2 separate regions of the Homo sapiens genome follow, and region 2 is linked to region 1. Evidence: read pairs that join two places in POLR2A ChIA-PET (ENCODE). Cell type or tissue: A673. All regions are shown on one strand. Links, peaks and the distances in the headings refer to the core of each region. The heading gives the core; the rest is flanking DNA.

Region 1 (15,521 bases), core at 4,261-6,760:
TTAAAAACTTATAGTTTCAAGAGTACATGTGCTGGTTTGTTATAAAATAATTTGCATGATATGGCATTATTCTTTTTTTTTTTTTTTTGAGATGGAGTGTCTCTCTGTCGCCAGGCTGGAGTGAAATGGCATGATCTCCACTCACTGCAGCCTCTGTCTCCTAGGTTCAAGTGATTCTCCTGCCTCAGTCTCCTGAGTAGCTGGGATTACAGGTGTCCACCACCACCCCTGGCTAATTTTTGTATTTTTAGTAGAGATGGGTTTTCGCCATGTTGGCCAGGCTGGTCTTGAACTCCTGACCTTGTGATCTGCCTGCCTCAGCCTCCCAAAGTGCTGGGATTACAGGCATGAGCCACTGCACCAGGCCTGATATGGCATTATTCTTAACTTTACTAGTAGTGATGAAAATGAGAATGAAAGCCAAAATGAAAAACCATTTCACACCCATTATACTGGCAAAAATTAAAAACATCTGAGAGCCAGGTTCAGTGGCATGAGTCTGTAATCCCATCTTTTTGGGGGTGCTGAGGCAGGAGGATGGCTTGAGCACAGGAGTTGGAGACTAGCCTGGGCAATGTAGTGAGACCCCATCTTAAAAGAAAAAAAAATCTGAGAATATCAAGTATTGTGAGCTTGTGGAACAGTATCTCTTCTATTCTGCTGTGGGAGTTCACATTAGCATCATCGATCACTCCTAAGTATATATCCTAGCGAAACCCTTACATGTTTCTCTAAACATCTAATGGGATGTTTAGGATTGTTTTTTGTGGCATTATTTGCACTAGGAATAAAATGGTAATATCCTAAATATCATTTCAAGTGTACTTGCTGCCATCTTTCTATTGGGGTCAAAAAAAATCTTTTTCTTATTGAAAAATTTAGAAGCACTTTATTCTGGATACAAATAATTACAGGTGTAGTATAATTTTAGTCCATACAGTATGGAATTAAAGGAATGCTATAAATTCATCGAAAAAGAATTAACTAAAACTACCTGTATCAATATGAATAAATTTCACAAAAAAGACACAACAAGGTACAGAGGAATACGTTCAGTATGATACCATATGAAGTTTAAAAACTTGCAAAACAGAGCCGGGCATAGTTGCTCACGCCTGTAATCCCAGCACTTTGGAAGGCCGAGTCGGGCGGATCACAAGGTCAGGAGATCGAGACCATCCTGGCTAACACGGTGAAACCCCGTCTCTACTAAAAATACAAAAAATTAGCCGGGCATGGTGGTGGGCGCCTGTAGTCCAGCTACTCGGGAGGCTGAGGCAGGAGAATGGCGTGAACCTGGGAGGCGGAGCTTGCAGTGAGCTGAGATTGCTCCACTGCACTCCAGCCTGGGCGACAAAGTGAAACTGTCTCAAAACAACAACAACAACAAAAACAAAACAAGCAAAACAGGCCGGGCACGGTAGCTTACACCTGTAATCTCAGCACTCTGGGAGGCCGAGGCGGGCGGATCACTTGAGGTCAGGAGTTTGAGGCCAGCTTGGCCAACGTGGCGAAAGCCCGTCTCTGGTAAATAAAATAAAATAAAATAAAATAAAATAAGCCAGTGTGGTGGGCGCCTGTAATCCCAGCTATTTGGGAGGCTGAGGCAGGAGAATCGCTTGAACCTGGGAGGCAGAGGTTGCAGTGAGCCGAGATTGCTCCACTGCACTCCAGCCTGGGTGACAGAGTGAGACCCCGTCTCAACAGCAGCAGTGGCAACACCACCACTCATGCAAAACAATAACATTTTAAAGGCATTTATACCTTTATAATAAAAAGTATTAAAAAGGCATGGAGATGAGAAATACTGATGTTGGTGTTTATCTGTGAGGTGGAGGAAGGCTGATGTGTTGGAAAGGACACCCAGGAGGTTTATGCTGTGCTGTTGGTCATGTCTTACTTCTTAAGCTAGGTGAGGATATATCGGTGTTTCCTTTCATTCTTTCTACTTTATTTGTATCTATTACATGTTGATTTAAAAATAAAATATTTGTATCTCAAACATATATAAATAAGGTAAACATTATTTCTCTTTCCAATTGCTCCTTTAGTAATTATGTCTCCCCCCCTCCCCCCGCCCCCCAGCTTTTCTCATTCCTATGGCTCACACTCTCCCTCTACTGGTAGCTCCTGCAACCACAGATTACTTCCTTCCTTGTTTTAACATGTCCTTGTTTTTAATTGAAGTGATGAACAGAAAGACTTTACCTTTGTCCCTGTGTTGTTTGTCATCTAGACTTTTCATTCAAAGACCAGTTTTCAAAGTAAAGTGCTAAATATATTATAAAAACCATTGAAGGGGTTCCATCTCCCTTATGAACGAAACAATTTAAAACTGGCTTTGCTTGGTTACTGTAATAACCAGGGAGACTCTGGGTGGGGGCGTGGGCTGCAGTGGAGTTTAGTTTCATTTTGGAAAATGGATATTTAAGAGGAGGGTACTTTGGAGAAATATTTGAGAAAGGATATAAGACATTGTGCATTTATATGCTTATTTGTATTAAAATGAATTTGACAATAATCAATTTACTTTGCTTGAGTCCTTAACCTAATTTTTTTCTAATGATATTTAAGCCTGTTCTTTGGCCTCATTTTTCCTGTCATTGTAGACAATAAATGTCCATCAATATTTGCATATTGTTCTTTTACATGGTGAAATTATTTTTTAGTTTCCTATTTCTTGCTTCTCTGAGCGAAGTTCCTATCAACTATGTTGATCATCATTTCTATTTCCAGTGCTTATACATTATTATATATTATTTATTGCACTTGCCTTAACTGTTTTCCAGGTGAGTTAGCTTTTTTTTAATGAAGCAAAGCAAATACACAGCTATTTATTTCACTAAGATATTTTTAATTTATCTTTCTTTTCCCAAGTACCACAATATAGCTCGTTACATTTTAAAACTGAAGCTCTAATATTCTGAATATGATTTATGCTATAAATATTTAAAAATGTATACTAAGCAAAGTTTATCCCAGAAGAAACCAATCTGTTCCAGATGTCCGATTGCTGGTCTCCCTTGCTGCTTGCCAGTTATCTTGCTGTTTGCTTCTGTGGGTCTTCCTCTGTCACTTCAGAATCTGTTGAGAGTTTTTATTCATTCTAGAGCCCTTGAGAGGAAAGCACTGGGTTGACAGCAGAACATTTTTTTCCTTCAATTGCGGTGACTTTTTCTCTTCTCCTGAAAATGAGTAATATTATATATATCTTGGGAATATATATATATATATATGGAATTTTGACATTTGATATGTGATGTGAAAAGTTGTTTATAAAAACAAGTCAAGTTTGAGAAAACAGGAAAAATTGAGAAGGAAATGCCCAATGAGTTAACTGGAATAAGAAGTTTGTGGAAACAGGAATGAATATCAGAGAGAGGGCTGTGAAAGAGGGAGGCTTCCAGTGTCTACATTATGTCATATTTAAGCAACTGATGTAAAAATATTTTGGGTAATTTTTCTTTTGGCAATTTTTCTTTTTTAATCATTTGCAAAATGACATTTAAGAAAAGAAATAAACAGGCCGGGCATGGTGGCTCACGCCTGTAATCCCAGCACTTTGGGAGGGCTGAGGCGGGCGGATCATGAGGTCAGGAGTTCGAGACCAGCCTGGCCAATATGGTGAAACCCCGTCTCTACTGAAAAATACATATTAGCCAGGTGTGGTGGCACACGCCTGTAGTCCCAGCTATTTGGTAGGCTGAGGCAGGAGAATTGCTTGAACCCGGGAGGTGGAGGTTGCATTGAGCGAGGGCGCCACTGTACTCCAGCCTGGGTGACAGAGTGAGACTCCATCTCAAAAAAATAAAAAATAAAAATAAAAAAGGAAAAAAGAATAAACAGAGAGAAAAAATAAACAAAAGCAATATTCCAAGGTCCAGGTACGTTTCCTGTTAATATTGGAGGGAAGAAGTAAAACAAGAGGCAATGAAGACCATCAGATCTAGGAGATGAGCATGGGATGTGAACACCTGGAGCCAAGTGTGTTGGTGATGTTGATGGATCAGAGACCTTGTCCTCTCTACTGACCCTTCTGCAGAAATTGGGGCAACTGGACAACGTGTCACCTTTCCCATTCAACCATGATCTGCCGCTACCCTTCACCTAAAAGTGGTCTTTTAGTCTTCACAATACTCTTACAGAAAAACAAAATGATCCCTCCCCTTACCTCAGGTATTTTCCTTATTTCTGACCTACCTAACTTCTCATCCTTCAGCTCTCACCTTCAACATCTCTCTCACAGAAGACTCATCAATTCTTCTTACACCCCAATCTAGATCAGGCCCATAGGCCAGAATGGCTCAGCATCTTCGGTATTTTTCCTGATAGTGCTACTGGCTGTTTGAATCTGCATGTTTATTGATTGTAAGCTCCACAGAGGAAAAGCCCATGTCAGCGTGGCTTCCTGCTGTATTCCTCACCTAGTACTATACCTGGAGCATTGCAGTGGTCAATAATATGTTGAATAAATGAAGAGTAGCTGCATCCATGAGTGTCGAACAGTTCATACGTGTGTTAGTTACATATTTCACCACTTCAAGTGCCCCATTTAAAATTCTCATCTGAAACCATTCTGCAATTATATCAATTTCTTCTTTTTTTTTTCTTTTTTTCTTTTTTTTCTTGAGACAGAGTCTCACTCTGTTGCCCAGGCTGGAGTGCAATGACGTGATCTCAGCTCACTGCAACCTCTGCTTCCTGGGTTCAAGCGATTCTCCTGCCTCAGCCTCCTGTGTAGCTGGGACTACAGGTGTGTGTCACTACACCCGGCTAATTTTTTGTATTTTTAGTAGAGATGGTGTTTCACCACGTTGGTCAGGCTGGTCTCGATCTCCTGACCTTGTGATCCGCCCGCCTCGGCCTCCCAAAGTGCTGGGATTACAGGTGTGAGCCACTGCGCCTGACCCATTATGCTTTCTAAAAGAGAAACATACTGCCTGTCCTCAGTCAATGATGTATGCTTCATGGTTGGTGTATATCAAAGGCTTTCCTAGGAATCTAAAATACGACATTGGGATAGAAGGCATTGTGCTGAGAGTGTTATCAATACAGTAATTCCTGCAATAGATACTTGCTGACAGGCCCATCTTTTAAAACCATCCCTTTCATTCTATTGTTTCTCTACTGAGGAACATACAATGGTTTCCTCATGGGCAACCATATTAAATCATACGATTGCAAAGTGGGAGCCTGGATGAACTTCCCAGTTGCCTTACTTCTTTCTTTTAATAAATAAAGGGTTCCATACCCAAAGAGGTCCAGTCATTATAAACTTCTTAAAGCAGAGTTGTGGCCATGTCATTTCCTTACTGGAGGCTTCAGCCATGCATGCTCAGTTTTTTATGATCTGCCTTTATGACTTTTCTCTTATTTTATTCCCTTTACTACACTCTTTGCTCTAGCCTTGTGATATGGTTTTGATGTTTGTCCCCTCCAAGTCTCATGTTGCAATGTGATTCCCAGTGTTGGCTGTGGGGCTGGTGGGAGGTGTATGGATCACAGGGGTGGATCCCTCATGAATGGCTTAGTGCCACCCCCTTGGTGATGAGTGAGTTCTTGCTCTGAGTTCACACAAGCTTTGGTTGTTTTGAAAGTGGGTGGCACCTCCCCCTTGCTCTCTTGCCCCTGCTCTTGCTATGTGACGTGCCTGTTCCCATTTTGCCTCCGCTATGATTGGAAGCTTCCCAAGACCCTCACCAGAAGCATAGGACAAGTTACTAAACCTCTCCAATTCTGTAAAGTAATGCCTATTTACAACAATCTCACTGAGTTTCACCTATGAATAGCAAATGTGAAAATGTCTTGGAAATCCTGTGTGAGGTGTAAGTTCTACACAATTATCAGTTTTTATTATTAGGAGGGAGTGAATACCCTCAAATATTTGTGTCATTCTCAGGCTAGCCCATGGTAGCTTTAATGGTTGTAATCTGATCAAGGCTGGCTTTGGAATGGGAGGTAGAAAGAGAAGTGAGTGAAGTTCGTGTCCCCACTCACCTACTTTATAATATTAGGTTGGTGCAAAAGTAATTGCCATTACTTTTAATGGCAAAGCTGCAATTACTTTTGCACCAACCTAATAGAAATGTGCCTTTATTTTTGTATCTTATCACTATTGGAACAAATCTCTTGTGTGCTATTAAATCTATCAAGTAACCCACCTTATAAAATAAAATACTTAAGTGTTTTTGCAAATTTAACACATAGGAGCTTTCTCCCATAAGCAACTCTTTGCTGTGTAATGATACTCGATTTTATCCTGAAGCAGTAATTCTTAATCTTCACTGAATATTAGAGTCACTTGGGGAGCTTTAAAAAATCCCAGTGCCCAGACTGTACCCCAGGCCAGTTTAATTAGAATCTCTAGTAATTCCAGTGAGCGTCTAATATTAAGCATCAATACACTAAAAGACTTATCCTGGTCATTACATTTTTGGTCTCTGTCCCCCCTAAGGAGTCTTTTTTGGGGGGTGGCTATTTACTTTAAATACATACTTTGGTCTTTTTGCTTCATGTGTTATTGAAAATAACGTCAGGATCTTACCTAACATTTTGTCCCAAGAATCATACTGTCCAAGGCTTTTACAAGACTGATCTGTGAGTATAGTATATTCTTTCAGAAATGCCCTACTTTGAAGATGACACTTTGATTCAAAGTGTTTGCCCTGACTCTTCTTGACATTTTTCTTTCAGTTCGGCATTGCACTTCTCCTTCCTTTAACTGCAAGATCAGTCCTTTTTGGAAATTGGCTGCCTGGGTGACATTAGTTTTCTTTACTTTTCAAGAATCTTGTGTTTATTTTGTTTCCTCTGAACAGTGTTCAGAGGCCTCCAGTCCTCTTGGATGAAATCCAAACCTATATTCTTATATAGCACTAGCTCCCATAGCCAGTCCTCCAGTCCATAACTCTCCTCTTGAGAGCCAAGTCCTGAGAATAGCATCTTTTCTCTGAAGCATGTGAGTCATAGTTTTTCACTGGGATCAATAACTCCTCTCTGTCTTCTGGAAATTGTGACTTCATTCAAGTCCCTAAATTGTGGTAGTCATCACAATTAGATATTTATCCAGTACCAGAATCTCCAGAATGTTTTTCTTAGAGTTACTGTTTCTGTCATGGATTCCACTGAGAGTCTCTATGAGGCTAAGCCCCATTTTGAAATGAAATGAATCTTGTGGCTGTTGATATCTTTCTCCTTTCTAGATAGTTTCTGATTTCCTCATTGCATCCATATTACGTGTATAAGCCATGCTAGGATTTTCAGGCAATAATTGACATGAGTTTTTTGTTTTTTTATTCTCCAGCATCTCTTTCCCTTTCCACTAGCACTCCAGGAAATTACATTTGTCCCATGGGACTCGAAAAGGTGGGTTTATAATCAAGTGCCTGTCCTCCCATAACAAAGGGGCAGGGATATGACCCAAGCTGGGCACATTAGATGCTCCTGAGCTTAATCTTGGACAGAAGATAAGAGTGTAAAACCAGGTGGAATTTATTTATCCCAATGCTGCTGTCTGCCCAGGCTATGATAAAATTATATTATGCTTGCTTCCTTAATTCTGGGGACACCATGGTTCCTACCAAACTGGAGCCTAGTTCTCAGTCTTCTTGTTAATGTTAATGTTATTATTATTTTATTATTACCAATTTTTTTTGAGACAGAGTTTCCCTCTGTTATCCAGGCTGGAGTGCAGTGGCACTATCTCAGCTCACTGTAACCTCCGCCTCCCTGGTTCAAGCAATTCTCCTGCCTCAGCCTCCCAAGTAGCTGGGATTTCAAGCACCCACCACCATGACCAGCTAATTTTTTTGTATTTTTAGTAGAGATGGGATTTCACCATGTTGGCCAGGCTGGTCTCGAACTCCTGACCTCAGGTGATTCACCCGCCTTGGCCTCCCAAAGTGCTGTGATTACAGGCATGAGCCACCATGCCTGGCCAGTCTTCTTGTTAATTCTGAAAGTTGCCAGATATCTTTCTGACTACCTTTTTTTTTTTTTTTTTGCCTTCGACTACCCAGAATTAATTTTTCTTGGTTGCAACCCAAGATGAGAGCTAGAATAGATGCAGATTCTGATGCACACCCCTATGGGCCTCAGGAACATGCTTTTCCCTCATTCTCCTTACTGAGAATCATCTCTCAACAGCCAAAATCAGCAGGATAGACTGGGTAACCTTGTTTACACTATTTCCCTGCACTATCTGTCATGGAGTAACAAGGAGAACCAAAGCTACTCATCTTTAACCTAAGTACTGAAGGAGTCAGATACATCATTAGGTAGACAAGCTAGCAAGGAGAATAAGAGCATGTGTACATGGTGAGAGACTGGGTTTGGGTCCTGGCCTCACATTTGCTAGGTGAGCGATGTTGGACACTCCATTTCTTTGTACAAGAGGACAACAAAACTCTTCTCATGGAATTGTTATCTAAATTAAATGACGGGATTGTAAGATGCTTGGGACTGGCCTGGCGTGTAGTAAGTGCTGTGTAATAATAGCTATTATTATTATTAGAATTCTAGAAATAATGGTAATGTCCATCTTTTTCATAGAAAAATTACTCTATTATCTATGACAGTAGAAAGGAGGAAAAAGAGCAATTAGTTGGGCCAAAGGGTGGTTCATTTGGCCTTATAAGGTTTTCTTCCAATAGAGCACATGGGAAGCCTCATAATTCCCAGCCTTGATCTTGATCTTCTGTTAGAACTTGGAAAATGAATTCAACAGTGATTTTTCCTGGCAAGCAGTGACACTTCTATGGATTTGCTATGATAATATGGTGAATCTCAGGTGTAGAGTTCTAGTGCTCCTGGAAAACTGGCTTGTGGTGCTTAAGAGATTGGTTGTGAGGCTGTTATCTGACTGGGTGGATTTCTCCATAGCTGGTCCACTGCCTTCTGTCATTCTGATGGATTCCTATCAAAACAATCCCTGGAACTTCATAGCTTACAATGAACCACCATCATGTCCTCTTGGTCAAAAGGTCACCTAGTCACTTTAGTCAGCCTAAAGAGTCACTGATGCTTGTTATATTCCTTCCCATACTACCTGAGGTATGTGATTCAAGCAAATGACCATACTTATTAATAATAATAATTGCAATAGCATGTGCCAGGGTAGCTTCTAACATTTATTCAGTACTTACCATGTGTCAGGCTCTGAGCAATATTGCTTTCAATCATTATGGATTCCTATAAATGGGTATTATTAATGTCCTTAGTCCTCAAATGAGAAAACAGTGGAGCAGAGAAATGAACTTTCTAAGGTAATACAATATGTCTGAGCACAGCTGGGATTTGGACCATAGCCTTCTGGACTCAGAAACCTGTGTCCTTAGCCAATCTGAAGGTTTGCTGGAAGGAGTGGGGGCATAGTCTTTCTAATCATGTCAGGGAGGTGGAGTCTAGGTTTACCACCTTTCAGGAAACTTTGTGAAGCTGTTATTTCTGACCTTTCATAATAAAAGTGTTGCAAGGATTTGGAAAGGCCCTTATGTTCTTTGGGAAGTGCTTGTTTAATTTTTATGATGAAAATTTTTGCTTTCCTTTTTCATCTGCTCCATAGCCTCTCTGCTAAACATAGTACCAATTATTGCTCTTTCTAGATTTAGAAATAGATTGTTTGAAGCTGGGCTTTGTGTCAAGTGTTCCCCAGTAAAATTATAATTTACCTCAGAAACCTTATCTCATTGCTATGTGACTGTTTTCCTTAAGGTGGGAAGTACTGACACAGTAGAACACTAGGGGTCAGAGCGTCTCAGACCAAGTCAGTGCTTGCTTACAAACCAGGGGCGACCTGGGGAAATCTCTTCTAGCTTTAGTTTTCTCATTTGTAAAATTAAATTATTTCTAAGATCTCATGTTCAAATGCTTGTGTCATTAATTTCCAAGTCCAAGTGGGGGACAAATGATAGGATCTAGAACAATGTAATAAATAGTTAAGAGCCTAAGGTATAGAGTCTATCTGCCAGGGTTTGAACCTTGGCTCTACCAATTACTGACCTCTAACTTTTAGTCAGCTACTGTTGTAAAATGGATTTTCCAGAAGCAGACACTGAGTAGTTTGGTGCAGGATAGTTAGGGATAAATACAAATAAAAGGAAGGAGAAGGAAGCAAGATTGTAAAGAGAGTGAAACTGAACTGTGATGTAGGCCTGACAAAGCCTTGGCCAATCCTATGGAGAACTCTGGAGCTTATGCACCTGTCAGATCTGTCCCATGGTTTAGGCCTTTAAACCCTTTTGTGATTCATTACTTTATCAAGTAATAAAGCTTCACATCAAGCCTTATTACTTGATAAAGGCTTCCCTGGAAAGGCTATACCCTTGAGCAAGGTGGTTCTCTGCAGCCAAGGAAAGAGCTGGAAGAACAAGTCATTTCTTGAAGGAGAATTTGGTGGTGCATTTCCACTACAGCTACATGACCCTTTCATGTCTCAGTTTCCTTGTTAACCAAGATGTCATAACAATAGAGTTTACATCTAAGGGTATTGTGACAACTAAATGGATTATTATATAGAAAGTGCCTTGAACAGCAGAGAGGGATACAGAAAGCTCTTGATATCTATTACTGATGATGATGATAATAATTATAATGCTGTAGAATTTTAAAGCTGTCAGGGGAGTTAGAGATAATGTCATTCAGTGGTTCTCAAATTTCAGCATGTATCAGAATCACTTGGAGGGCTTGTTAAAACACAGGTTGCTAGACTGTATCCCTAGAGTTTTTGACTCAGTAGGTTTTGGATGGAGCTTGAGAAGTTTTACTTCTAGTTCATAGAGTCTTTCTTCTGCTTGATCAAGTCTTCTACTGATGCTTTCTATTGCATTTTTCATTTCATTTGTTGCATTTTTCAACTCTGAGATTTCTGTTTGATTTTGATTTTTATTACTTCAATCTTTGTTAAATTTCTCTGATAAATTTCTAAGTTGTTTCTCTGTGTTTCCTTATAGTTCATTGAGTTTCCTTAAATATAGCTATTTTAATTTTCTTGTCTGACAGATCACACACCTCCATTCCTTTAGGGTTAGTCATTGTTACCTTATTTTTCCCCTTTGGTAAGGTCATATTTTCCTGCTTATTTTTGATTCTCGTTGACATGTGCTGATGTCTATGCATTGAATAATTAGTATTTATTCCAGTCTTCACAGTCTGGCTTTGTTTGTGCCTGTCCTTCTTCAGTAGGCCTGCCCAGAAGTTCTAAGCAGGCTGATTTGTGTTCCCTAAGCTCATTACTGCTACAGCTATTTCAGCCTTAGTGAGCACCAGAAGACCAGGTTTGCTGTGAGTCTCACAAGGGCTTCAAGGTTGGAGTGGTGACCCAGTCCAGAAGACTTGTGGAAGACCCAAGTAGGGTACCTAGGCTGTGTGGGAAAGCTGGCCAAGCTTGGAAACTCCCGACTGTCCCGAAGGCCCAGATAGGTGCACTGCCAGCAGTTCCCTGAACAGGTAGGACAATCTTCAGCCTGCAAGAGGGGTTCAAGCTGAGACTTGGCTCCTTCAGAATCTGCTGTGGGATGGAAGATGGTGACCCTTCCTCAGTGGCTCAGACAGGCTCACATCTACCAGCAGTTCCCTGCCTAGGTGGGATAGTCCCTTGACTGCAGCAAGAGGGGGCAAAACTGAGACTGGTCCCCTTCAGGATCTGCTGTGGGATGGAGGCTGGCAAGCCTGTCAGGGAGTCTCAGTCAGGTGAGTAACTCCCAGGCTGTGACATATGGGCAAGTCTTCCTCTAGGTTCTTGTGTGAGCAGTACTAATCTGGGACTACAGCTGAGAAGGGCTAGAAGCTGAACCACAGGGCAACTTTCAGGTCCATTGCCAAGATCAATGTCAGTGAGCAGATGAGCCTCTCTGCCAAGATACTAACATGGGATTGTTCACAGACTCCTTGGCAGATGGTTTTGGTAAAGCTGAAGGCCAGGTGGGGCTACAGCCAAACACTTTGGGTAACAGGGGTTTCTGGGCTTGAACCCGGGAGCATAACCAGCAGGTCTGCCACCTGAGTGTGAGTTTGCGTTCTCAAAACACCCTCCCAGGTCTTAGGCTTCAGTGGGGTTCCACAGCCTCCTATCTGAACCCCAAGGCTCCCACAAAGAAACTTTTGTCTATGGATGGATGCAGAATTCTTGTCCTGAAGGGATACAAGCAGGTGACCTCCTATTCTGCCATCTTGCTGGCCTTACTCTCTAATTTATCTAATCCTTCTTTCCTTCCTTCCTTCCTTCCTTCCTTCCTTCCTTCCTTCCTTCCTTCCTTCCTTCCTTCCTTCCTTCCTCCCTCCCTCCCTCCCTCCCTCCTTCCCTTCCTTCCTTTTCTTTTTTTTGAGACGGAGTCTTGCTCTGTCACCCAGGCTGGAGTGCAGTGGTGTGATCTCGGCTCACTGCAGGCTCCACCTCCCAGGTTCACACCATTCTCCTGCCTCAGCCTCCCGAGTAGCTGGGACTACAGGCGCCTGCCACTGCGCCCAGCTAATTTTTTGTATTTTTAGTAGAGACAGGGTTTCACCGTGTTAGCCAGGATGGTCTCGATCTCCTGACCTCGTGATCTGCCCACCTCAGCCTCCCAAAGTGCTGAGATTACAGGCGTGAGCCACCGCGCCTGGCCACCTTCCTTCCTTTCCCCCTTCCTTTTCCCTTTCCCTTTCCCCTTCCCTTCCCTTCCCTTTTTCCTTCCTTGCTTTCTTTCTTTCCTTCTTTCCTTCCTTCCTTTCTTTCTTTTCCCTCCCCTTTCCCTTTCCTTTCCTTGAGATAGTCTCACTCTATCACCCAGGCTGGAGTGCAGTGGCATGATCTCAACTAACTGCAACCTCTGTCTCCTGGGTTCAGGTGATTCTCCTGCCTCAGGCTCCCAAGTAGCTGGGACTACAGGTGCCCCTGGCTAATTTTTTGTATTTTTAGTAGAGATGGGGTTTTGCCATGTTGGCCAGGTTGGTCTCAAACTCCTGAGCTCAAGTAATCCACCCGCCTCGGCCTTTCAGAGTGCTGGGATTACAGACATGAGCCACCGTGCCTGGCCTCTAATTAGCATTTCTAATAGGTTTCCAAGTGATGCTGATATTGCTGGTTTTGGTATCATACTTTGAGAACCACTGATCTATGCATTTCCTTTTCTGATAGAGGAATTGAATATGGGTAATGATTGGCCACTGTCCTGTAGTTAGGTTGTAGCAGAAGTAGAATTAGATCCAGAATTGATATTCTCAGTCTGCCACTCTTTCCACTGTTGTAGCACCTACATTTGTTACTTCAGCACTGAAATGACTTCTTCAGAGCTGACACTAACCACAGAGGATAAAAATATTTTGTTTATACCAAGATTTTTCAAACGTGACTAATAGTATATGTAACACCTGAATCAGTACATTTACTTCATGAGTTCCTTCAGGTAGTTACTTTTATGGAATAATTCCTGGTGGTACATTTCCCTTTTCCAGCACTCCTGGGGATATCTGAAATAAAAGACAAGTGTTTTTGCCATAAAGTTTAATTAAGAAGGCTAATTAAGAGAATATACCATATAACATGTATCAAACTAACTTTATCCTCCAGGGCAGATGTGAATTTCATCTCCCCTCACCAACCTCCATACCTACCCAACACACACACTGAATACTCTTCTCAGGAATCAATAGCTCTCTCTCTTTTCTACCCTAGGCTCACTCTTGCTTGTGGCAAGTGCTGAGTCTTAGAAAAACCAGAACTGCACTTGCTAAATTGCTATGTCTTTTCTCTGCTGACAAAAGACAAACCTCTTATTTGTTAAGGCTGCAGTCTTGAGTGTGTTCTTTTTTTTGTTTTGTTTTTTTGAGACAGAATCTCGTTCTGTCGTCCAGGCGGGAGTGCAGTGGCGCAATCTCGGCTCACTGCAACCTCCATCTCCCAGGTTCAAGCGATTCTCCTTCCTCAGCCTCCTGAGTAGCTGGGATTACAGGCATGCACCACCACGCCCGGCTCATTTTTATATTTTTAGTAGAGACAGGGTTTCTGCATGTTGGCCAGGCTGGTCTCAAACTCCTGACCTCAGGTGAACTGCCAGTCGTTGCCTCCCAAAGTGCTGGGATTACACACGTGAGCCACCATGCCCTGCCAGTTGTGGCTGTCTTCTGAGACACCGTGTGGGTCTTGCAGTCTTGTACCCCTTTGTCATGATTCTGTATCGTGGAACTCTGGGCTGATTCTGCCCAGACTAGGGGAACTTGACAATTTTCTGGGGGATGTCATCCTATTACTGATTTTACTTCTTCATGAGTGTTTAAGGTTTCTTTTAATTTCTTCCAGAGTCACTTTCACTGCTTTAGAATTACTCTTCCTCAGCCTCTCTCAAAGTTATGCGGTAGCAGATTCCTCACCCGTAGCTTTATTCTATATGATGGATCTTTCCAGTGAGCATGAAAAAAGGTATGAGTATATGTTTTATGATTGTTTAGCTTCTTATTTGAAATCAGAGAAGACAGTAATTGAGGAGTCAGGGCATACTTTTAAAACCTGCTGAATGGCCGGGTGCAGTGGCTCACGCCTGTAATCCCAGCACTTTGGGAGGCCGAGGCGGGTGGATCACAAGATCAGGAGATCAAGACCATCCTGGCTAACACGGTGAAACCCCGTCTCTACTAAAAACACAAAAAATTAGCCGGGCGTGGTGGCAGGCGCCTGTAGTTCCAGCTACTCGGGAGGCTGAGGCAGGAGAATGGCGTGAACCCGGGAGGCGGAGCTTGCAGTGAGCCGAGATCACACCACTGCACTCCAGCCTGGGCGACAGAGCGAGACTGCGTCTCAAAAAACAAAAAACAAAAAACAAACAAAAAACTTGCTGAATGGCTTAGGCTGGTGAAGATGGCTGGGAATGAAGAGAGAAATCTTATGGAGCCCCCAGAGCCGTACTTGACCCTCAGCCACTTCAACTTCAACTGGCTTCTCATTTTCCTTTTTCCTGCTTCATGACGTTTGTAAAGAGAAAGGAGTTGACAATAGACTGACTGCAGAATCTGTGGGACCCCGTGCAAAATGCAAATGCAGAGCCCTTATTAAAAAATATGCAGAATTTAAGACAGCAACAGCATAACATTAAACCAAGTTGTGGGGGCATTTCTGAGCACAGGGTCTTGTGTGACCATTGATGAAGCCAGCCCTGGGTAAAAAACATAACCTGTGACCATATGTACCATTGACTTCTGGACCAAAGACTTAGGGTAAACTTCCTTTTACTAATTTGTGTGTGACAGTCAACCAGACCTTTTTGCTGCTCCGTTTCACTTGCCTTAACCTTGGTAAACTAGGAGAATTTGCTGCTGTTTTGGTTACTGCCCTTAAAATGCAGCATAAATTTTTTTTTTGACAAGGTCATGCTCTGTCACACATGCTGGAGTGCAGTGGTGTGATCAAGGCTACTGCTGCCTCAACCTCCTGGGCTCAGTCTAAAGGGTCTTTAGGGAAGAATATCCATCTGTAGAATCATAACTAGTCTCCAAACCAACACTGTCAGCTGGAAGCAGTTCCTCAGGAACTAACAATGCAAAAGATACAA
Region 2 (15,521 bases), core at 5,984-8,483, 690 kb before region 1:
AGGCTCACTGAAGCCTCAACTTCCCAGGCTCAAGTGATTCTCCCACTTTAGCTCCCCTAGTAGCTGGGACTAAAGGCGCATGCCACCACGCCTAATTTCTTTTTAACTTTCTGTAGAGACACAGTCTCACTATGCTGCCCAGGCTGGTCTTTAACTCCTGGGCTCAAGGAATCCTCCCACCTCGGCCTCCCAGAGTGCTGGGATTACAGGTGTGAACCACTGTGCCTGGCTGGTTCTAACTGCTTATAAGGATGGTTATTTCATTATTTTTATTCTTTCTTAGACTCTCACTTTTTCCAAAAATGTAAATTTCCCTTTAAAAAATATAATAAAACTCTATCTTGCAAGTCCCACATAGGGTCCACTGGACCCTTTCATAACTTAACAGGATCTTGGTGATTCTGATTTCCTCTAGCTCCAGAAATTTTGCTATATCACTATCCTAGGGATTATTTCAACATTTTTCAGCAATTCCCAACTGTACAAGACAAGACAAAAATAGTTAAGGTGGGTGCTATAACAGAAGCACTGGGGACAAAAGTGAAATAAATCATCGCTATTAGATGATTCTTCCTTTATCTTATTGTAATGCCCAAAACACTGTATCATCTTTTAAGAGGGTAGAAAAAAAATCTGGAGATATTATTTTAATAGTATTTGTTGTTTTTTTTAAAGCTTTCGTTGATAAATATTCAGAATTTTTCATTTTTTCCCATAACGGCAAAGAGAAGAAAATTGATGAAAATATTTCTAATAATTAGAAAAAGCAGATGTCTAATGCAAAAAGACAGAGGACTCTATACTTTAAAGATGATGGTGAAATTTTATTTATTTAATTTTATTTTAGAGACAGGATCTTGCTCTGTTGCCCAGACTGGAGTACAGTGGTGTGATCATAGCTCACTGCTTCCTCGAACTCCTGGGTTCAAGTGATTCTCCTGCCTCAGCCTCTTAAGTAGGTAGGACTACGGGTATATACCACCATGCCCAGCTATTTTTTTTTTTACTTTTTGTGGAGAGAGGGTCTCATGCTGTTGCCCAGACTGGTCTTAAACTCCTGGGCTCAAGCAATCCTCTCACCTAGGCCTCCCAAAGTGCTGGGATTTATCGGTGTGAGCCATCGTGGCTGGCCTGAAACATGTAAGTGAAATCTCAGATTATGAGTCTTTAGATAATGATATCCTAGATACATTTTCTCAAACTCAAGAACTGACAATTCAACAACATATACCTAAGGATAAAAAGGAAATAGGGTATTCTCATCCAGTTTGACATTTAATAGGAATTACTTCCTTATTCAATACTTTGCAACAAGAACCTGAGCCATCCTAAAAAAGTGTGATATCTTGTCATCTTTCATGGTGTTGTGCATCCAATATACTTCATATAGTTTATAAGATAACAAATGATAAAGGCAGATGTATATATACAAAGGTGAAGGGAAGGAAATCTATAAGGAAGAGATGAAAAAATTCATTGGATTGCTAATTCTACTTGGTGTTTATAAATCTAAAAATGAAAATATTTTGCAACTAAGAAACAAAGAAAATAACTACTGTCTCTTCAACAAAATGATGAGCCATCAAAGTTTTCAAAAGCACTGCTTTTTGTTTATTCAAGTGCAAGCAGCACAAAGGTAATGATAAGTTAGAATCGTTAGAGATGTATTTGATTCTGGGTGTGGTGGCTCACACCTGTAATCTCAGCACTTTGGGAAGCTGAGGCAGGTGGATCACTTGAGGTCAGGAGTTCAAGACCAGCCTGGCCAACATGGTGAAACTCTGTCTCTACTAAAAATACAAAAAATTAGCCGGGCGTGGTGGTGGGTATCTGTAGTCCCAGCTACTCTGGATGGTTAGGCATGAGAATTGCTTGCACCCAGGAGGCGGAGGTTACAGTGAGGCAAGACTGCGCCACTGTACTCCAGCCTGGGTGACAGAGTGAGACTCTGTCTCAAAAAAAAAAAAATGTATTTGAAGCCTGGAATCAATATTTATAAGATGATTGTGTTCCTGGTTCATATATGCTAATTGATAAGTAGTCAGTTACGTTCAAAGAACACTGTCCATTTAGGGTAAATAATCCTTCAAATGCAGGAAAATATAGAATAAAAAACGGGTTTGCTGTACTGAAATTAAAAATTTTTTAAAGAATTATTTTTCACTATTCCTTTAGTCTTAGCTCTGTAAATAATTTGCAAAATCACTTAACAGTATGAAAAAACAGAACAGGACCATTGGTGACAAGTATTTTCTCTGGCATATTGAGAGATAAACAGATTGGCATTATGTGTCTCACATAACAAGCAATAAAGAGGACAGAAAACACGAACCTGCCTCAGCCTCTTATAGACTGGTCTATAAGAAAATAGAAATATTATCTCACCTAATGGAGAGTGTCAGGTTAGGGCAGAGGGATTGTGGCTCAATAATGCCATCAAGGACCCAGCTCGCTTCTATGTCTCTTTGCCATCTCCAGTCCTGGTTTCATCTTTAGGCTTGTAGCAAGATGGCATTAGACCTAGACATATAACATCCAAAGGAAGAAAAAAACCCACCTATCTCTCTCTCTCTCTCTTTCTATTAAGAGTGAGGAAACTTTTTCCAGAATTACTCCTTTTCCTCCAGCTCCTTTCTCTCTTGCCTCCTGTTAGGAATAAGGGTAACAGGTATTACATAGGCTACAAACGGTATCAATGACAGTCTAATTGCAGAAGCAGAACTAAAACAACTTACATAATATCCACTAATTGAGAACTGTCACCAGGACTCAGAATGGACCGGACTAAGTAAGTCAGCCCTTTACAACTTCCCCTTTCCCATTTTAGTGTTGTTCTGTCATCTCCAAGCATTCAGGATATTGTCTTATTCCCTGCTCCTCTTGACAGCTGCGTACAAGAACAGCCAGCTGGTATATTTTCCAAGATAGGGTGAGTGGGAAGAGGTGAATAAAGGAGATGTATGGAACTGGGCGATGGGCCACGTGACCAGTGTTGGAGACTGAGATTATGACAAGCCTCAGGGACCAGGCAATGACCAATGGATGATGGGCAAAAGATTGGATTTTTGTAGCGGCCTTGAGTAGCCAATAAAATAAAATAAAAATAAAAAACAAGAAGACTGGGAGAGCTGGCTAGAGCTGTCTCCCAGAACTTTTTTGGCTAGGATTTTTGTATACTTTAAAAATCCAAAGGAGGAGGTGTGGCCAGAACCAGGATGAGGAAGAATGTGATGCTGAGAGGAAGCACAGGGAGAAAGAGGGGAGAAGGGAAGCATTTTGGTTCCTTTTGTCTCCTTTAACTGAAGTCCTGGCTTTAATAGTTTAAAATACACACTCTTCCTTTATAGTTGCCTAGTCAAAACCAAAATTGAAGATGATGGCTAGAGCAGGTTATGATTTTTTAATTGCCTCTTTTGGATGATCTTGTCTATTTGGACTGGGTTGGAACTGAAAGAGTCCTAGGAAGTGAGGAATGAGGCACAATATGTCAAATTCCTCTTCTATATGCAGTTACAAAAGCTGCTAGGCTCATGAGGAACATGCAGATTTTAGTCTGGAGAATAAAGGACATTTTCTGACCAAGGATGGAGTAAGGAAAGGTGGTGAGTTGCTGGCCACAGTATGACCTGGGACTGTATCTGAAAGTCACAACGTATAAAGCCAATACCTTCTATATAGCATCCTGACCAACACTGGCAGCCCTATGAGGTAAAGGCCTTCAGCAAACAGAAATAGCAAAGTTGCAAATTAGGGTTCTGTGTACACTCAATTGTGCAAAAGGATGATTGCTCATCAGGATAAACACTTAATCCACCATTTTAACAGTAAAAGTCCGAAGGAAACAAATGACTAAGTTTCCATTTCTACCACCTTTCTCTTACCTTTGTGAAATTTCAGCACATTATTCACAGCTAGTTCCCAACCAAGTCCAGAAACTAACACAATTAAAAAAAGAAAATGCAAAGTAAAATAGGCCCAGAATAGGTTCTTTTGATTACTTATGTTTTTGGAAATATATTTTCCTTTTTGAGTCTCCAAGAGTCCTCCTCTCAACAAGTGTAAGAGAGCCCAGGTGAGTCACTGTTCACTACTCATGGAGAAGCTAGAAGAGGCATGGTTGGGGTCTTACTAACTTTATCTCTATTTCCCATCATCGGAAAAATTCGTGAAGCCCAACGCTCTAAAACATAGATTAAGAAGTTGCTTTGAGTCTGGTAACGTGTCCTACACTGGCTGTTTAGAGCCCTGCACCACCAAGGATTAAATTCCAAAGGGGACTGGGGTGGGACAGGGCAGGAAAGCGGACTCAAACACATGAACTCCTCCCTTCCTCAAACCAAATATCTGCTGCTGATATGCCTTGATTGACTGTTAAATATGTATTAGGAAAAACAATCCCTTGCTATAAAATATCTTAAGTTTCTAAATCTATGTAGTGAGTTCTGTGTGTGTGTGTGTGTGTGTGTGTGTGTGTGTGTGTGTATGTTTTAAAGGGGGGACTTAATATTTCAAATGCAACTTCTTATATAACCATGGTATGGTGGCCCAAGACGCCAAACAGAACAAATGATTTGGATAAACAGTTTAAATTTTGTGAAAGCCTGGAGGAATCGAATTTGGACATGGAGGAAACCTGACAAAACCTTGGGTGCTATGTGATTCAAATCACAGCCCACCGAAGCGGCCACCGCGCGTACCAAGCCTTCCCCCCTAGCATACGCCTTCTGTGAACGGGCTCTTGTACCTGAACAAAGCGAGGACCCAAGTTCAGGGGCTTTGTCTCTAAAGAACAAAGATCGGCCTAGCTGCATGCTCGCTGTGCGAAAGAACCCAGGCTCCGTGGGAACCCCACGCCACTCGCGGAGCTGCGCCCCGGCGGCCGCCCTCGCCCCTCGGGCCCCTTTAAGTGCCGCGCCTGCCCCCGTCCGCGTCCCCCGCGTGCCCGGAGTACTGGGCCGCCCGCCCGCTCCTGGCCGCACCTCCCACCTCCCGCCTCCCGCCGGGGTTACGTGAGCCCGGGGCGGGCGGCCGCCGGGCCAATGGCCGCCGCCGGGGCCGCCGCGCTCCTCCCGCGCCGCCGCCGCCGCCGTGGGGCTGCGGGCTCCTCCCGCAGGAGATAACTGTCAGCGCGCGAGGCGGTGGCGGGCCGGCTCAGTCATATGACCGGCAGCCGGCGGCTCCGGCGCCGAGCAGAGTTACTCAGTCGCAGCGGCCCCGCGCTCCCGCAAGGCTGGGCGGCCGCGCCGCCGCGATGGCCCCGCCACCGCGGCCGCCGCCCCCGGCTGCGCGCTGAGCCGCCGGCCCCCCGAGCGCCACGGCCGGAGCTGCGGCGGCGGCATCATGGCCCCGACCCTGCTCCAGAAGCTCTTCAACAAAAGGGGCAGCAGCGGCAGCTCCGCGGCGGCGTCTGCCCAGGGCAGGGCTCCTAAGGAAGGACCCGCCTTTAGGTGAGGGGGCGCCGGGGGGCAATTCTGGCGCGGGACCCGAGTTGGCTTCGGTGCTCGCCGGGGAGGGGACGGGTAGGGGAAAGGGAAGGGACTGTCCAGGACGGCGCTGCCTATCGCCGGCACCTGGTCCCGGGCTTGTCAGCGTGGACGCGCCTGATCCGAGTGTGGCTCCGGACCCTCCGTGACCCTTCCTCCCGCTCTTTCTCCACAACTCAGGGTCCTTCCCCATTTCAGAGTTCTCTTGTGTTCCTTGGGGTTCCCGGGCGTGCGCTGTGCTTGGCTGTGGCGACCGGAGATTCTCCGGTTATTGGGGTGAACCCCTTCCGGGCAGAGCCGCCTGGGCACCTCTGCGGGCCCAGCAAAGCTGTGAGCTGTCATTTTGAGGGCAGCTCCAACCTATTGTGTACGTGACAGTGTTTTGAAGTTCTGAAGGAGCAACAGTCACGAAAAAGGCATCTTTCTTCTTTCTTGCCATATATGACAAGCTCTCAAACGGATGAATGAAAGTATGTAATTTCCACATCATGTGGAAGGTTGATGCCGCATGATGTGTGGAAAGGGGGAGTAAGATGCAATTATGAAATTTCCGAGATTTCAATTGATCAAAGCTGATATGTATATTTAATAGATTTGATCTCTCGAACACATACCTTTGAATATTGATAGCATTTATGGAGAGCTTACTACCTAAAATGCTTTATGTTGATTTCTGTCGTTTACTTTTCTGACAATGCGGTGAGGTGGGTGCTATTATAATTCCCATTTTACAGGTGAGGAAACTTAAAGTCACAGATAACTTAGGCGGCTTGCCCAAAATCCAGCTGTCAGTGGTAGAGCCTGTGTTTTGACCCAAGCAGTTTGACCACAGATTCCAGTCTTTAAAATCCCTATGCTATTCTGATTTCAAGGGCTAACTTTTAAAAGACGCCTTAAAATGTCCTATATTGCCTTTGAGCACAGGTATGTTGAGAAGTTTATTTAACAATTTTTCAACACATTTTAAAATTGAGCACCAACTCCCAATTCTGACACTATGCTAGGTGCTTTTTGGCCAAAATGTCTTGCAAAAACAGTTCACTGTTAAACAGATCTAGACCCAGTATAATAAACCTTTAAAAGTTTCAAGTGAAACTTTGAAATAAATTCTGGATTAAGTTTTATGTTCTAGATTTTGCTTTTCTTGAATTCCATCATTTAAAACAGTCTCTCACTGTGGTCATGTGAAAATTAAACGTGTGTGTGTGTGTGCACGCGCGCTCATGGAAGGCATATTGTGAGGACCTTAAACTCCCCAAGTTAAATTCTCATGTTTTCTTTAGGCTAACAAGCCTTATAATTTGAGTGGGAATTCTATGCCTTTTGTTAGGCTGAGTATTAGTGATGCCATGTACCTTCTCAGAATGGTAGAATTACTTCGGACCTAAGGTGTGTAATTTCGTCCCTTCCCTCCCTGTAACCCAGACTCCATCAGGGGTACAAAGCCTGGAGCGGAAGGAGCATGTTACAGGTGTCTGTACTTTGACAGCTCTTGCCAAGGACATTTAAAGCCATTTGAATGCAGGAGGAGATAGTGGCGGTTACTTGTCATTGTTTTCTGTGCTCCTTGCCTAATTGCCTACCACCATTTCCGCTATCCACAAGTTTAACTGAGTGTATTTGAACAAAAAAAATATGGCTATATTTAGGGTTTTGGGCCATATTAGGGAAATTGATTCCCACTTCATGGGAACATTTTCAGTAGTGTTCTGACTTCTCATTTGTGTATAATGAAGAACAGAAAATCGTGCCAAGTACGGTCTTTTTTTTGACCTCATTGGGATTTTCTACAAGAATTTGAGATCGATGTTTTTGGAGAATTTGGGGATCCCAGTTGAACATCCTACTTGATGAGGGCCCCCTTCAATAGTGTCCCTGATAGAGGTCACCATGGAAAAGAAAGTAAAGTAGCAGATGTGAGCAAGGATGCTGGACGATGGGAACAAACCATCCTGTGCTCACCAGACTGACAAAGGAGACCCCAAGCAAGTCTTTCCTTTTGCTCTTTTCACCTGGCTTAATTCTAAGATGCTGTGTAGCTGGCCTGGGAAAAGCTTCCAGGAAAATTTTTCTCTCTACCTAAAAAATTGTGAACCTGTGTTTCATTTTACCCAGATTTTGCCAAATAGGAGTTGGTATGTACTTTGAGGGGAACAAGGTGCCTTATTGCAGGGCATTAGCTGCCCTTGGGAACTACCTTGTAGTTAAATAGAGTTTTAGAAGTGAAGCTAAAACCCTTAGATTAAAAATCGAGTATTCCTAACATGAATTTGTATTCTTTAGTGCATTTAAGTACAGGATGTAACTTGTTTATCTGGAGATTGAAAATTCACTGAGGATTCAGGTAGACTTTTGGGGCAGTTTTGTAGTGTATATGGGGGAGAATCTAAGATCCAACTTTTTGTTTGTTTGTTTTAGAGTTTGTATATCTTCTGTTTCCATGATGGACTTTCACTGGTTATTTTAAACTTCTCTTCTCAGAATTGTTTTGCCCTTGTTGTTAGTCTTTTTACTCTTGTGCACTTCCTAGTCCCTTCGCTGGGCTTATGACTGTTCTCATTCCTCCAGTTTTTACACACTTGATTAGAGAGGAAATCTGTTGTCCAATATAACTAGTTTATCTCACAGGTCATTTTCAGGACTTCATGTTTCCTGGCATTTCATCTAAAAACAGGATCATCATAGTCAAGATTTCTTCTGGAGTATTTCCTTTAGGATCTTGACAGAAAGCCCTTTTCATAGCTTTGAGGAAACAGGTTGCTAGGAAAACAAAAGGAATCACGATTGACCAAACTTACATGTTTGGGAGAAGTAGTCAGGAATGCTATATGATTATGGCATTTACATTTGAATAATGCTTCGTACCAGAAAAATAAATTAGGACAAAAAAAATGATGTGTACAGTGACTCAAGTCAGAAATAGAATTATGTTCTTGGTTACCTTGGATTTAAGGCCAGGATGTTTTCAAGCCACGCTATGTCCAGTGACTTACATGTGTGGTTCACGTTTGAAGCATTATCTTAAGGTTGTTCTTGTTGTTGTTGTTTTTTTCTCCATGTCTTTTGTAAATTAATGGAGCAGTTTCAAACCCCTAAAATGTGTATTTAGCAGGGAGGTGAAAAGACCTTGGGCTACCAGATGTTCTTTTATTTTGGAGCAGTTAAATGAAGTAGGGAAGCATATATATTATCTGGGATATGAAGAACAAGTGAAGGCATTGCAGCTGCTTGTTAGCTAGCTGTGTGAATGCCAGAGAAGAGTATACCTAAGGCCAAATGGCCTAGTAAGTGCTGATCCCCACTGTTTTGTTAGAACAAATTTAATCTGTTATAGAGTTAGTATAAGTATAATTTAATCCACTTATCACATAGCATCTGATGCCTCTGTGCTTGTGGCTTGGCGCTCTACCTGTATAAATCCAGGCAGGACACCCACGGTCTCACCTACTGGAGTTTACAATCTAAAGGACAACAGATTATACACTAAGATGAATAAAGAGCAGACAACACATTGGAAACTATAACAAACAGATAAACACTGATAAAGAGTAGATTTTTATATAAGCACAGAATTAAGAACTTACTTGCTGTTCTTGTGCTTGGAGTGACTAAGGGCCGGATTGTGATTTACTCTTCCCTCACATGGAGGGAAATTACACAGAAGTGCTTCCTCCGCTCCCACTAATAAGTCTCCAGATGCAAGTATTTCTAATGAGATTTGTTCTGAGGTAGGGTGGATAATATTTTGGAAAAAAACAGTTTTGTTCTAGTACACTCAACATTTTTAATGCCAATAATATAAAACATGACATATAAATAGCAGTTTTGATTTCTTTTGACTACTTTCTAAAAGAAAGTCTTTCTGTAGATTTTTCTTGCTTGCTGCCTTGGATCTATTGGCACACTCCTTACATCATATCTCCTTGTCCTGAAAGATACTATGCACTGGTTAGTGATTTTTTCAGAGGTGAAGAAGGGAACCCTTCCTTTGAATGCAGTGAGTTCTATTAAGAGCACTTGGAACACAGATTGAGGAAGCCATTGATTTAGCCCTGCCTCATGTACCATGTTGATGGGAGACCCAACAAGACTCCATTTCTCTGATCCTCAGCTTTGTCATTTGTAAAGTGACAGCATCAGACCTATGTAACAAAGTTGTGGTAAGGAAGTAATGAGCTTGAAAATCTTTTGAAAAGAATAACATGCAATACAAACTGATTTTAAGTATTACTAAGCATCTTTTTTTAGGTCATGGAGTTCAGTATTATTCCTGTTGAGGCTTTACGAAAATGGAACCATTTTTCAGAGGCTGTTTTCTTTCTGTAGATGAGAGTTGAGACAGTGCTGAATTGAACTGTTTTCACTTGCATATTAGTTTTTTAACCTTGATGTAGTCATTCATGAAACAGAGACCTTAAGTTTTCAGAGGGGTCTTAAAGATGTTCAGCGGACACTCACTCAAACCTGGTAGAGGTGACGGGGTGTCAGAAAGATTCTTAGAAATATGGTGTGTTTGTTTTTTCAAAGTTATTTGCAAGTTTTTATTATTAAGAATAAAATTGCATTTAGCCAAAAAAGGAAATTGGTTAAGCAAAATGATATAGTCACACAATGGATGACATTCTATAGCATCCAAATCATAATTTTATACACAGACACACAAAACAAAAGAAAAATGTTCTCAATAGAAGAAGTAAAAGCAACTCTAATAGCCTGACTTCACCACTGTGCAATCTATGCATGTAACAAAATTACACTTATACCCCATAAATTTATATAAATTTTAAAAAGTAAAAGCAAGTTATAAATTTATGTGAAAAACATTTAAAAATAGGAGCGATTATGCATGTGCAGAATAGGCCAGCAACACTCTACACCAACATATTATAACAGTGGTTGCCAAGAGGTAGGTGAAAATTTTATTTTAATTTTTTGTGTTTTATTCTTGTTGGTATTTTTGGATTTTGCTCTAATGAATTTGTGTTACTTTTGTGATTTGGATTATTTTAAACCTAAATATTCTAGATTATTTAACTATTAGATTATTTAACTATTTAAGATAACTTAAATAGCATTTAGCATATTCTACACTGTGAGGGAATAGAGTAAGGATAATGTTTATGGAGAAATCTGATTTGAATAAATTTCATAGAATCTTTCTTCTTCATCAAAATAACTGTTAGCTCCTATTATTAAAAGTAATATGTTTGTTATGAGGTTTAATGTATTTAAAATCTAAACTCATTATAAACCTCAGAGGCTAAGTTAATTGGCAGTGTCAATAATGATAGGAGATATGTATGTGCAAAATGTTTACTAGTTTGACAGGGTCGCTACTTCACCTGAGCTTCAGAGCCCAGTGTAGTCTTCCTGGGGGCTCAGAGTACAGTTAGGAGCTGCATGCAGCTCAAGCTTTATTTGAAATATGTTTAGAAAAGACTGACACAGCCCTTTGGATTTTGAGGGAATGTGGATAAGAGGCCTGGATTAGATGTTTTAAAAGCTAAAACATGTAGTTATAATTTTAAGTCCTGAAATTTGAATTTGTTGTATTATGCATTATTATTTGATTTAGTAGGTGGTACTAAGAGATGGACGGAGGCATGTGGTCTTTTAATGCATGGAGTATATAGCTCCAAAAAGAGCATTGGTTTTTGTTGTTGCTTTAGGTTGTGTTTCTCGTGGTTTGCCTGTAAGGTCAGCCTAAGGAAGCTACTTTGCCGTTGTGTTTCCTTGGAAAAGGAAGCTGTAAAAGATTGTCCTTGCCGTCATGAAATACTTTGGCTGCCAGCATGAACTCCTGGTGTGTGAATCTGATTTGGGAACTGGTAATGTGCTTTATTTCTCCAGCCACTGTTTTTCTTGGTGTGGGTGAAAAGGAACAAATGTTTTGTACTGATTGTACAAGCCCCTTGCTTAGTGTGAATTGTTAGGCCTGGACTATGAGATCATATACTTGGCTGTAAAAGTAAGTCTTTCCTTTGGATGTAAGAGTGCTGAAATATTTGGTGAGTTCCTACTTACCAAGCATTCTTTATCTCAGATTTATGAAAAATGATTATTATGTAAAAAAAGGAAAAACAGGATGGACTTTTCCAGCTAACTGGGCATGTAACAGTGATTTCCCTCAACCCCACCCCATCTGTAAATGGAACATCCATGACTCACTACTCATGGCCACACAGACACTTTTGTAACCAGTGCTTGAATGGGAGGGTGGGATGGGGATGGAAGGAGATGGGCTGGCACCCCACTTGTGTTCAGCCAGAATCTGTCCAGCTGCCTTTATAATGGACTTCTGAAAAGGACAATGTGCCTTCTCATGCATCATGCTACATATTTTTTTTTCCTTATTGCACTTTCTGTTTGTGCCAGAATAATACAATATATTAAGTGCAATAAAATGTAGCCATTAATACTATAATGTTGTGGATAAATGTTGTATAGCAGAGTACTCTTTCTGTTATATAAGATTTTAGTATTAGCATGAGTTTGGATCCCCGATTATCATATTTCTGTCTCCTGAACTGTGTGCCTTCATTTCTAGGAATTATTTTTCTAGTTATTTGTCCCTGTAAACTTGTTTAATTTGTAGATTATACTTTAGAATTTGTGTCCATCATAGTGCTATAAGAGATTTATATATTGGTTTATGAAGATGATTTTATTACCACACCTAAGACTTTTTAATCATAAATAAGAGATTTCTGTATTTGATATATATCTTTAAATAAATGATTGGTGTTTGGTTATGTGCTGATGTCTAATTGAAAATGACAACCAATTCATGCAGGGTGTCTAAGTGAGAATGAACACTGAGGCAGTAGGAATTCATCCCAAAAGCTGAGGGGGGCTAATTAAGAACCTACATATCTGGTGGGGACCTCAGCCTGATTCCCAGTAAGGATAGTTGCATGTTGTCATAGCAACTCTTTCTTCACAAGTTGAAGACAAGTTAGACGTTAACCTGCACATTCCTCAAGAGATGAAACAGGTGTTGATTTAGGATGTGTTAGGAAGCAGCAGCAAATTCACCAGTTCAATTGATTCTGGCTTTAACACCTTATAAATACTTCAGACTGCCAACTCTCTCTCTGATATGCCTGGAAAATTGGACATTTTTTGTCTTATAGTCAAAACCTTTGGGGTTATGGGGGGAAAAGTATGTTATCATTCATTTCTTCATTAGCTATCCTCATTTACTCAAGTTCTTTTATAAAATATGATTTAAAGATAGTTACAAAAATACCTTTTAAATTCAATGCCACAAAGTCTTTTAAAGCATACATTTGAAATAACTGTAAATGAAACAAGAAAACGTACATGTGATAGTTACAGCATGGCTGTGAGAGTTCGTCTAAATCCTAGCCTTGCCATTGTGTCTCTGCTTTTAATGCAGTGCTTGGCAGGAAGTTGGCGTTTAATAAATACCTGTTGAATGAATGAATGAATTCAAGAGTTTTGAACACTGATGATCCTTAAAGAGTCTCTAGTATTCCAGAATCTGATCTCTTGAAATATTTCTTGATGTTTCTAGCATGCGTTGTGACATTTTAGAAAATGAATCTTGTTACAGACAACTCAAAGAAATTTCCTCCTTTTTGTCAATATTAGTGAATTATTTTCCTGGTATCAAAATGATAGGGTAAAAGTGCTCTAACAGTTGATTGACCTGCACCCCCACCTCCCTAAAAAAACCTTTAAGAAGACACTTGCCTAAGTAATATATCAGAGATCCAGTTATGAAATCCCACAGCTGTCAGAAATGACCTACTGAAAAATGATTTAAATATTTATGAAGCTATGAAATTGTTAGCTGTGGGTTGATGATGTAGAACTCTTCTCTATATACTTTTCAGATTCATTTGAATTCTTGTATGGCTTGGTAAAACTGAAATACATTATGGAATGAAATGAGCAAATTGGTTCTCTCAAATTTAAGATAATAGTACACTTAATTGTGAAAACAATATTGATATTCTGAACCCTGCGAAGACTATATTTGCATGTTAAATGAAGTAAGCACTTTAGAAAAAAGATGGAATCATCTCTGCTTTCCATGTATGATTTTTCCATTTGAGAAACTAATTTAGAAATGGATTTGCGAATCTGACATGTTCTTTAAAAAGAATGTGCCAGACTAACATATCATTAATGGTGGCCTACCCTGTGTGAGGAGGTGAGCCATGAGTAAACATTTTCTCCAAGCATATCAGGCAATGACTGTTTGCTTTAGAATGGTACATTGAGTAAGTTAGTTGCTAGGGCAGAAGGGGGCGGCCGGAACTACTGGCCCTGCCCTACCCAGAGGGCAGAGATGGACCCCTGGTAGCCACTTGGTGCTGAGTGCACAGGCTCCACGGAAGACCATGTGGACGCTGGTAACTGGCCCTGCAGTGGGGTTGCCATATATTGCTTAGTGCCATGTGTACCTGAGAAATTGCTTATACATGAAATTATGATTTTATTTTAAGATTTTTTCAAACATATCTGGTTAAAAGTTCATATAAAATATGTTGAAATGTAAGCCTTTTCACACCCCAATCCCCCTTCCCAAAGGCTACCATTGCTGTACCAGTTTCTTTCGTATCCTTTTGGAAATACTCTATGCAAATACAGGAAAAAAAATTCTTTCCCTCAGACAGAGTGGTAGTTGCTGCCTACACTGTTCATCATTTTGCTAAAAGTTGCTTTGTATTCCTTTGAATAAATTCATGTATAACACTTAACCCAGTAGTTCTCAAGTCTGGTCAGACACTAAAGTCACCTAGAGAGCTTTAAATGTCCAGACTGCTTCTCAGAGATCTTGATTTAATAGATCTGGGCTGGGGCTTTATGTTTGTCTTCATGAAACTCTCCTTGGGTAATTTGCATATGCAGCCAAGCACACTACAATAGTCTTCCCTTATCTGAGGTTTCACTTTCTGCTGTCAACCTCAGTCTGACAATATTAAATCAAAAATTCAAGAAATGGAGCAACTCTGGGTGCACTGCCTGTGAGTTAGCTCTGCTCTGCAAGGAGCAGTACCATTTAAAAAAGAAGAAAGAAGATTCCAGAAATAAACAATTCCTAAGTTTTGAATTGCACACCATTCTGAGTAGCACAATGGAATCTCCACTGTCACTTCATCTTATCATATAGGCATTTGTCATCTCACATCATCTCAAGGAGAAGGAGGGTGACTATAGTATGATGAGATATTTCCTGAGAAAGAGATCACGTTCGCATAACTATGATTATAGTATATTATAATTGTTCTATTTTTATTATTAGTTATTGTTGTTAATCTCTTACTGTGCCTAATTTATAAATTAAACTTTATCATAGGTATGTATGGGAAAAAACATAGTATATACAGGGTTTGGCATTAAGCACTGTTTCAGGCATCCACTGGAAGTCTTGAAAGGTATCGCCTGTGGATAAGAGGGCACTACTGTAATTTTACCAGTCCTCTACTGATGGAGTATTTACTTTCAGGCTTTATTGTTAGAAATGGTGAACTTCCTGGTTGAAAGATTCTTATGCCATAAGCTCAAGTATATTTCCAGGATGAGAACCCAGGTTGGAATTTCTGCCAAACCGCACTCCAGAGAGGTTGCACCTGTTTATACGCCTACTAACAGCATATGATAGCGGCTGTTTAGTGGAGATGATTTAAAGTACCCTGAAGAAATAGCAGTGGTAGGGTGGTGGGGAAACTTGGACCCTAGCTCATTCTTAGTAGTTGTTGATCACTTGTCTAGTTCAACATGTGTGCAGATTGTTAAACTCTTTTACAGCTCAATTTGGCTGTGCTTTCCAGACTTAAAAATGCTCATACTTTTTTGACTCAGTAACTTAAGAGAAAAAACTTTTGTGCATGAAAATGTTTAAAAAAACAAATGTTTGTGCACAAAGATGTTCTTTATATATTATCATTATAATGTTAAATAAAAGGATCTTAACAATTGTCCAGCAGCAGGGAAGTATCTAAATTGTTATGTCAGCTTTGTAGGATAGTAATATAATAGTTAAATGATTATGAAGACAGTGTTAAT

What was found. Peaks named below come from ENCODE experiments on the same cell type or tissue, not always from the same donor. Only the 100,000 strongest peaks of a DNase experiment are listed, where the experiment ranks them.
Region 2: POLR2A ChIA-PET joins it to region 1 with 15 read pairs; 2 of 35 experiments call an interaction of 5 or more read pairs at or near these places.

Annotation. Positions count from the first base shown.
Region 1 is chr4:159,453,691-159,469,211 of GRCh38, forward strand. No RefSeq gene overlaps it. Among named protein-coding and RNA genes, the nearest start is that of LINC02233, 320 kb to the right of the region's middle. In A673, for the core only: no CTCF peak of the experiment used is centred there; no DNase peak of the experiment used is centred there.
Region 2 is chr4:158,763,873-158,779,393 of GRCh38, forward strand. FNIP2 (folliculin interacting protein 2) reads left to right here and starts at 5,154. Exons shown (of 17, transcript NM_020840.3): 1 at 5,154-5,447. The coding sequence starts at 5,341. RefSeq lists a silencer at 4,895-5,104 and an enhancer at 5,062-5,799. In A673, for the core only: no CTCF peak of the experiment used is centred there; no DNase peak of the experiment used is centred there; H3K4me3 peaks cover 121 bases; H3K27me3 peaks cover 721 bases.